2 separate regions of the Mus musculus genome follow, and region 1 is linked to region 2. The links are chromatin loops, found by intact Hi-C in ENCODE. Cell type or tissue: gastrocnemius. All regions are shown on one strand. Each heading gives the region's core, and the rest is flanking DNA. Links, peaks and the distances in the headings are about the cores only. Region 1 overlaps Lyplal1 (lysophospholipase-like 1). Region 2 has its middle 64 kb from the start of Gm35023.

What was found. Hi-C counts contacts between places; a loop is a spot of excess contacts. Peaks named below come from ENCODE experiments on the same cell type or tissue, not always from the same donor. Only the 100,000 strongest peaks of a DNase experiment are listed, where the experiment ranks them.
Region 1: it touches region 2 in a loop (2.3-fold over the local background); 5 of 42 quality-filtered maps call a loop at or near these places.

The regions. Positions count from the first base shown.
Region 1 is chr1:186,095,337-186,099,734 of GRCm38, forward strand. The region is part of intron 3 of Lyplal1 (lysophospholipase-like 1); the gene reads right to left. Among named protein-coding and RNA genes, the nearest start is that of Lyplal1, 20 kb to the right of the region's middle. In gastrocnemius, for the core only: a CTCF peak has its summit at 1,738 (motif pointing left); no DNase peak of the experiment used is centred there.
Region 2 is chr1:185,679,921-185,684,318 of GRCm38, forward strand. No RefSeq gene overlaps it. Among named protein-coding and RNA genes, the nearest start is that of Gm35023, 64 kb to the left of the region's middle. In gastrocnemius, for the core only: a CTCF peak has its summit at 2,183 (motif pointing right); a DNase peak (open chromatin) is centred at 2,176; H3K4me3 peaks cover 380 bases; H3K27ac peaks cover 1,256 bases.

The DNA of each region.
Region 1 (4,398 bases), core at 109-4,108, 420 kb after region 2:
TATATCTCACAATGGAGAACGTGTTTCTATATCTCACAATGGAGAACATATTTCTATATCTCACAATGGAGAACATATTTCTATATATCACAACGGAGAGCGTGTTTCTATTTCTCACAATGGAGAACGTGTGCAGATTGAAAAGTCCCTAACCCATTTACAGTCCAGTGAGGTCATCATAGTTCCCTACTTGCTGGCTTTGACAACACTGTCACCTTTAGCATGGGGCACTGTGAAAAGGAACTTTGTATATTTTCTCTCAAAGAAGAAACTGAACACAAAGGACCAGTCATTTGAGTCAATTTTCCATCTAGGAGTCTAAGTTCCAGCCTACAATATGCTATTCAGTAGGTAAATAGAAAATAGTAAATTCATTGTAGGTAATGGTTATAGTGGGCATTTATAGTTGCTGGTGAAGTATTTAAAGTACTAAGAGGTAACAATTTAACATATATTTAAGATTAACAAGTTGAATAAAACATGTTAAAAATAATAAACTTGGCTTTATAAACTCTTTGTATAAAATTAAACAGAAACAATCTATAAAAGACTCTATACTGGGAAAATTAACATGTTCTATCTCAAAGCAAATTCCTAAGGACAAAACAATGAAGTTTGCTATCAAGGGAACAGATTTTTGTTTAAGGTAATAAAAATCCCAGTCCCTCTATTTCATTTACATGGCACTCTAGAATTCTTTGAATGTCAGGAAAGGCTCAAACGTTCTGGGAACAGACACCTCACAGTTACTGTGTCTATTTCTGCATTTCATCCTACAAAGCTTGCAAGTTATGATATTTCCACTCTTCCACAGACAAGTGCTAGGACAACAGTCCCAACCAAGCCTTTAAAGGCCTGGTAAGTGTTGCTAAAGGAATCCTGAGTTGTTTTTAATTAGCAAAAATACATCTATTTGCACTTGTATAGCATGAACAATATTATCATTCAATATGTTTGCCCCAGGGAGGGCTTGGGGGTTCAGAAAATTGTGTTGCTAAGCTGCATCCTGTGGATTCCAGATGCCCCTGTTATAATTCAATTTAAAATCCTATATTTTTCCCAGCACTCGGGAGGCGGAGGCAGGTGGATTTCTGAGTTCCAGGCCAGCCTGGTCTACAAAGTGAGTTCCAGGACAGTGTGGGCTATACAGAGAAACCCTGTCTCGAAAACAAACAAACAAACAAAAAAATCCTATATTTTAAATCCTATTATAATGTTAACATAGTAATTACAATTCACTCTGCAATGTGCTTCCTCCATAGATAAAGCAAATAAAGGAAACCAATACTGAGATTCTTAGTACCCAGTAGGTTTTCAATTTTTATTTTAACAGTTGAACGCCCTCCACATTGTACCCTGCTTTATCTCCTGTGGATCCATAACATGAGGAGTCTTTGTGTGGGATTATGAAACCTATGAAAGTTAAGATCTAATTTCATAATTTGATGAATACTTGTTGAGTGACTTCTATGTATAGATGGTGAATTTAATGGCTTCATAATATGCAGTTTTATGACTGGACCATAATTATTTCACTGTGCCATTCATGATGAGTATATAGATCACCCATGTGACATACATGTGGTCCTGTAAGTACATTCTCCACCATACTGTAAAATTTTGATCATACACTTATAGAATCACAATTCTGGTAAGAGTCGGGTTCTATACATCCTGGATCAAAATTGAACCTAAATTATAATATGTTCTCTTAAAAAGTTATCACCACCTAGTGGCCACAAACAGATTCTAATCATGGTAGAAAGTTCTTGACTAAATTAAGGGGCTTGGGTTCTAGGCTCCCTCTGTGCTGCTCATAATCTCTGAATTTTTATCCCCTCACTGGTGGAATGAACACAACTATACCCTAATCTCCTCACTGCAAGGCTCAAGCTGGACAGCTGCATATGGGAGAAAGGCTTATGAATATTTTCCATACAAACAGGAGTGGTGTATGATGGCTGCTATGTGCTAAGCTGAAGAGTTACCATCATCTCTTGATTGCCCAGCATAACAGGGCACACTGGAGCCTCTCACTCTCCATTTTGATTTCTCTTCTTAAATAAAAATATACAGAAGTCCATGACGGAAGCCCGAGAGGTATGGCCTGGCTATGAAATGTGCTTCTATTTTACACATGGCACTCACAGTGAATGAGCAAGAACCCCAGAAGGCAGGCTGCTCTCCTGCAGTATAGGAGGTAGAGCTGCTCCTGCTGAACACATCTGGTCAACCTTCAGAAAGTAACTGGAAAGTTCATAATTGTATGCTTGTGTTTCTTCTAAGTTTTATCATAACCTTTATAGACTCCTGTGATTATAGATATGTTAAAAACAAACAAACTATACACTGTTTTACATTCTCATTTCAAATGATGAGGATTAGTGAATATCTCCAGAGACAATTCCTGTACTGGCTTACCTGTGTATCAGATGTGTGCCCCCAGCAAAGCTTTACCTACCTTTTCCTTTACAGCAGAAGCTTATTAATGTTGCCTGTTAAGACAGTAATGCATGCCCTTTGCATAAAACTTGGAAAATGAAATCTTCATAGCCTGTTCCACAGTCGGCTGTAACCTTCTTTGGAACCATTATGTCTCTGTCTTTTCAATGTCATGGTGTCAGTTCATTGGTCCATGAATCTCCTTATCTGGTTATATCCTTCCTGATGTCCTAGAAACCTGCACTTGTCATCTCCACACTGTGGTTGGCATCCCTCTGTAGTGAACACCCCATCAAGCTGACATCTCTCTGTGTGAACATCACATCATGGTTGACATCCCTCTGTAGTGAATACCCCATCATGGCTGACATCCCTCTGCAGTCAGCATTCCATCATATCACCTGTTCTCTGTGTATCACTTGGTGACGCTAAGTCCTGGGATGCATGCCGCACTGTTTCTTGGGAATGGAACAGGTTTCTCCCTTGTTTACCAAATCCTTTCCATGCTTTAAGATAAGACAGAAGGTTATTTTTCTAGGAAGAAGATGTTCTTAACCACTAAGATCTATTTTTGCCTCCATACTACCTGCCCCACATCTTCCACTCATTTCTCAAACAATACTTCTGCATTAGAGTGTTTGACTTCAGTCTAACCCATTAGAGTTTCTGAGAAAGGTTACTACTCTAACACTTACATTTTTATTAACAACTTGGGCATAAAAAGTCTAAATACCATTCCAATACAAGATCGACGACTCCCAAGGAGAGGTAGCAGATCACATACAATATAAGGACCTGCTTTTAGCTAAGTTCAACACAATAAAATGTCATCAATCAAAATGACACAAGGAAAGGATGGGCCTTTCCTTATCTGCATCAGATCTCAAACAGTATTCTTTACAAAGTGTCAAAGGTTGAAACTATAATCTCAGAGACACAGTCCCATTACACACATCATCTCGTAGGTCAGAACCCTAGCCATTGTTACACAGAAAGAACAAGGGGTCCATTTTATAGTTAGTACTTCCCTCGTCGCAGCCCAGTAGGATTAGTTATTTCTTTAAGTAACTTAGAGGAAGAAATCTGTGATACAGAGCTTGCTTTATTTATCTGTTTGTCCCTTTAGGTACTGAGAAAATTTCCTGCCACAATGGTAGGGATTAAGGGAGACCAAGCTGATGGCAGAATGATGGGATCCATGACTTCTCCTTGCTGTTTCCTAAGATTGCAGGTTGGGTAGCATCTCCTCCCCTGTTCCCTTCCCAGGCTTCCTGCTTGTCCATGGTTACCTCTAGTAGAGATATCTATACTTAGCACCAAGCACAGAAACACGGAAGAACACAGACAAGAATCCTCAGGATTAGAAAGGTGGTGATGCTGGGTTTGATGCCATACCAGTTCTTAAACTAAAGTAGAAACCAAAGGCAAGACACAGAAGGGATCTTATCCACTGCATTATAGGATGCTGGTAACTAACTGAACAGCTCAGCACCTTGATGGCTTCAATGAGTGAGTGCCAAGGAATGTTACAGTACTAAAACTGTTCTTTAATCTAGTCTCTGGAAGATTGCTGAGTGCATGTTGATGCTATTTAGCACATGATGGAGGTGTTTACGTTATAATTGGAATATTTATAATTTCATCATGCACTACAGCTGTTACAAGTTTGTACACTGTGCAACCATACCGTTTTGGACAGCCAACATTCTACACATCCCACCTGGCATTTGTATATATTAGAGAAAAAGAAATTTTTGCAGGTTTGTATATTTGATGATTTCAGACAGAGAAAGTATTCAATACAGAGTTTCAATAAAGCTTTAGACACCCTTGAGAGCAGGGATCACTGTGACATGTTTAACACAAGGTTATCAATGTCTTGTGACACATACTTGAAAGACTTTGTGCTCGTGAGTTTGACAGTACACTCTCACCATGTACTCTATTTTTATCATG
Region 2 (4,398 bases), core at 246-4,245:
TTCCAAAGCAGGAACACTTTACTCATCTGAGATGTCTAGATGTTTTGGATTTCTTAGATTGGATAGTTGAATGTCTTGGGAGTTAAGTAAGCAACATTTCAACCCACCACTCCCAAAGGAAAAAAGGGTCTTAGGGACACGCATGTTCTCTTTTCTGTTGGTTCAGACACTATTGTGAGTGTCCAGTGGAAGGAAATCTCTCCATAATACAGATAAATAAACAAATGTTAGTAGGATGAGTAATATTTCTTTTTATAGTGCTTTAGACCAAGGCCATTCCCAAGTACAGAAGAACAGGAAGGGGGTTCCAGATGAAACCTGCCCCGCATTGCTTTGTGGCAATGGAAAATGGTGATGTAGCGAGGCACACGCAAGAGAGATTTTTTGGACGAGATTGTTGGTGATGTGCAGACTTTAGGTAGACAAAAGGAAGGGATGAGGACGGAGCCAGAGCCGGGCGTGGGGCACATGCTTACAGTCTTGGCTCTTGGGAAACAGAGGCAGGAGGGTCAAGAAATCAAAGCCAGCCTCAGCTGTATAGTAAGTTTGGGGGTAGCCTAGGCTACATGGGGCCCGGTCGCAAAACCACTCCCAAATGTAATTGAACAGATCCACTGGTAAACATATCCGGTGCTCAGTCTGCCCCGACACCTTTGTCTTCTTTAAAAAATTATCATTCTTTTAAAAAAGACGTTGTTTATAAGAGAAACTGGAATGCTATAAAAATGAGTTTGTAATCCTCACTGGATTCCACTATGATGGGAAAAGCCCCATCACTGGGCATCCTCCACAGTCAGATATCTCCTTTCAGCAAAGCCTTGGTACTTGGCTCGGGAGACAGGAGACAGGAATGCTCTTTTGTTTGTCCTTACGGCTAATAGAGACTTGCTTAAAACATCATTAGTCACCGGGCTGGAGTATCTCTGAGCAACGCCTGCCACCCCTTGAGGGATGGCAGCCAGAAGGTGATCAGGGACTTCTGAATACTTCTAAGGAAATCTGAAATGCAGGGTCCTGAGGGTGGCCAGGTTCTCTGAAACACAGCAGGTCAGTTGAATATCCGGGAGGCACCAATGTCAAAACCAGCTGCCACTTGGATATATCTGTAAATTCTTCTTAGTGCTAAGCAAATGAGAAATTATAGCAGGACTTAGGCATGGGCAGAAGTTAAAAAATCAGGACTCCAGGAAATGGCTTAGGGGTTAAGAGTGCTTATTGCTCTTGCAGAGGACCTGGGGTTCAGTTCCCAGCACCCATAAATAGTCGAATTACAACCTATGTTCGCTCCAGCTCCAGAGGGATCATAGGCCCCTTATGACAGGTGCACATAAGCTTACACACCTGCACCCACTGGTACACAAAGTCACCCACACTACACCTATATGTGCACACAAGAGTGTACACGTGTATGCAAGCGAATGCACTTGCGCGCGCACACATGCACACACATACACACACACACACACACACAAACACACTAACTACACAGTGAGTTCAAATTCATGACCAACTTACAGCGTGAAACCTTCCTTCCAAACTAAACGATCCACAAATGACTGGGAATATATTCATTGTCAGATATATTCAGGGCTCAGTTTGCTTTATTTTTTTGTTTGCTGTGTCTTTTAGATTCTATGGGATTCTCCCCTCCCCGCTCTCTTTTTTTGTCTTTAAGAAGAGAGAAAGGAGAGAATCGAAGAATCACCAAGGCAACTTTCTCCTGCAGCTCTGACTTCTCCCGGCTTTGTCTCCAAATTTTGAGCCAGCCTGGGTGAATGAATGTGAATTTTATCCCTGAAAACAGAGACCAGCTGTCTGATGCCGGCTTCTCTTGCCTGTTTGATTGGCAAGGCTTTCTGTCTCGCTTCCATTAGAGAAGAAATACTGTTTAGATTTCGACACGAGATATCGCCGGCGGAATAAACAGTGCCGTTCTCATGATAAAGTAGATGTTTAAGAAGGAAGGTTTATTTAAACCTTCTAGTGAACCACATTCCACTTGAATTCCGAGACACTCCTACAGGAAACAACTTTTATCAACTTAATTTTGCTATTTTCCAAGCCTGTTGTACACCCAGCAGCACAGTGTATGCCTTGGTAGCCGGGTAACCTTTATAACTAGAGGCTGAAAAGAGGTGCGCTCAGAGAAAAGGCCGAGTACTGGAGGTGAACGGCAGGGGGCGCTCGAAGACTAGGCACTGCGGGAAGGCTAAGGGCCTGCTAAACCAACTTTTAAAAATTTATTAATTCTTTGAGAATTTTATAGAATACATATTGATTATATTCACTCACCATTCTTCCTTTAACTCATCCCAGATTCACCAACCTCCATAATGCCACCCCTCACCCAACTTTATGTCTGTTTCTGTTTCTTTTTAAAAATATCTCAATCCCCATTTGTGCTATTCATACAAACCCGAATGAGGGGCCATCCCCTGTATCCCAGTCCTTTTCTTCCTCCTCTTAAAATGTAGGAAAGGAAAAATGACAGAGCCGCAGCCAGAGAACACAGGACGCCAGAGCACCAGAGACATGCAGCTGAGGAACCGAGTTTTAAAATTGCTCTTTCTTTCAGAGAACTCAAGGAACTTAGACCACATACTGTTATTTTCCACGCCAGTCATTCCACAGCTGTCCTGGCAAACATCCCCTTCTCTTCAGCAGCCTCCTAACTTTCATCCCACCCTAAAGTTCAATTTGGGCCCTGGGCTGCCCCAGCCGGGGAGATACTGTGTAGCATTCAGATCTGAGTGATCATTAAGCCTGAATACTCTAAGCAACAAGACTCAGGTGATTGTAAGCCTCTGGCTGTTCTTTATAACTAGACTTCTGAGTTCAAAAAAATATGTCTGTTAGCATATTCAAGGAACTCCCAGGCTGGGGAGATGATGTAGTTCAAACTTGTGCAGTCCCAGCGTTGTTCCTTCCTGGGAAGTACAGACAGGAGGATCGCTGATGCTCAAAGGCCAGCTTGCCTGGGGAGGCTCTGTCCCAGATGCTTAGAACATAAGAATCAACACCAGCTTGGTTGTCCTCTGACCTTCCCTTTTGTGATGGGCACACATGTGCTCACATTCACACGGGTGAATGAACATGCATAGTCGTGCATACACACACACACACACACACACACACACACGCACACGCACACGCACATGCACACTCGCGCACACACACACACACACACACACACACGCACGCACGCACACACGCTCTCACACACACAGAGCACACACAGAAAGGATGCTCTCTTGTAGAGTAACCAGAGTTCTGGCTGAATCAGTGGAGGATTTAGAACAAAACTCGTAGTTGGCCTAGGACCAGCCAGAGTCAAGCTCCCGGGCCTCCCAGGTGGTGTGGCCAGTCACTCCTGAGAGGGTAGAAGAAGACAGGGATGCCCTGGTGTTGGGATTCAGAGATGTGCACTGAGGAGCTCTGCTTTCCCATTTATTGTTTAATCTCCCAGGCATGTGTTTCTTCATTTGTAGGGTGGCAATTCTTATATTTGAGTTGTTTGAGGCTTAAGAAAATGTATGAGGAACGTTTATAATCTAAGTGTGAAAACAACCCAAAGACAAACCTCACCTTCCCAAGCATAGCTGCAAAATACTGTCAAAAATATGTTCAGGATTTCCCCAAGTGTGGTGGCTTTTGTTTGTAATCCTAGCATTTGGGGGCCTGAGGCAGGAGGATTGCTTTGAATTTGAGGCCACTATGGGCTATACAGTGAGTTCCAGATTAGCCTGGGCCACAGAATGAGACCTTAAGAAACCATGATGATAATATGTGCATGGTTTTACACACACACACACACACCACACACACACCACACACACACACACAGTTTTTGAGGAAGACTGAGGCCTCTGGAATTGTGGAACTAAGAACCTACCTTCTCATTCAAAAACTTTTTCTGTTCTTCACGTATGTTTTCCTCCCTCGCCCTTCTCATTTCTTTCCCCACAATTACCAAAGTCTCTTCTTACAATTCCTGCTTGATAGTGATTTAAGAACACTTAATTTCCAGTATGAAGTGAAGTGTAGATTGGTGATTTCTAGACTTAGTTACAGTATGGGTTGTTTTCAGCCACCTAGGGCCCTGTCAGTTGTCTTTAAATTAACTTATTAATTGGTGGTTGATAAAGTGTACAGCACACGAGCTGTTGAACCATCAGAACTCAATTAAATGACTTACCTTTCTAGTTTCTTATTTGGAAAGGCAATGGGGAAAACATACACAAACACCATTTTTCATTCATTCATTCATTCATTCATCCATTCATTCGTTTCCATTTTATGTTATTGTGAGTGTGGTGTGTTTTTATGTGATATGTGTGTGTGTGTGTGTATGAATGTCCACCCCCTTCTGTATGTATGTGAATACATTCATGTGTGTGC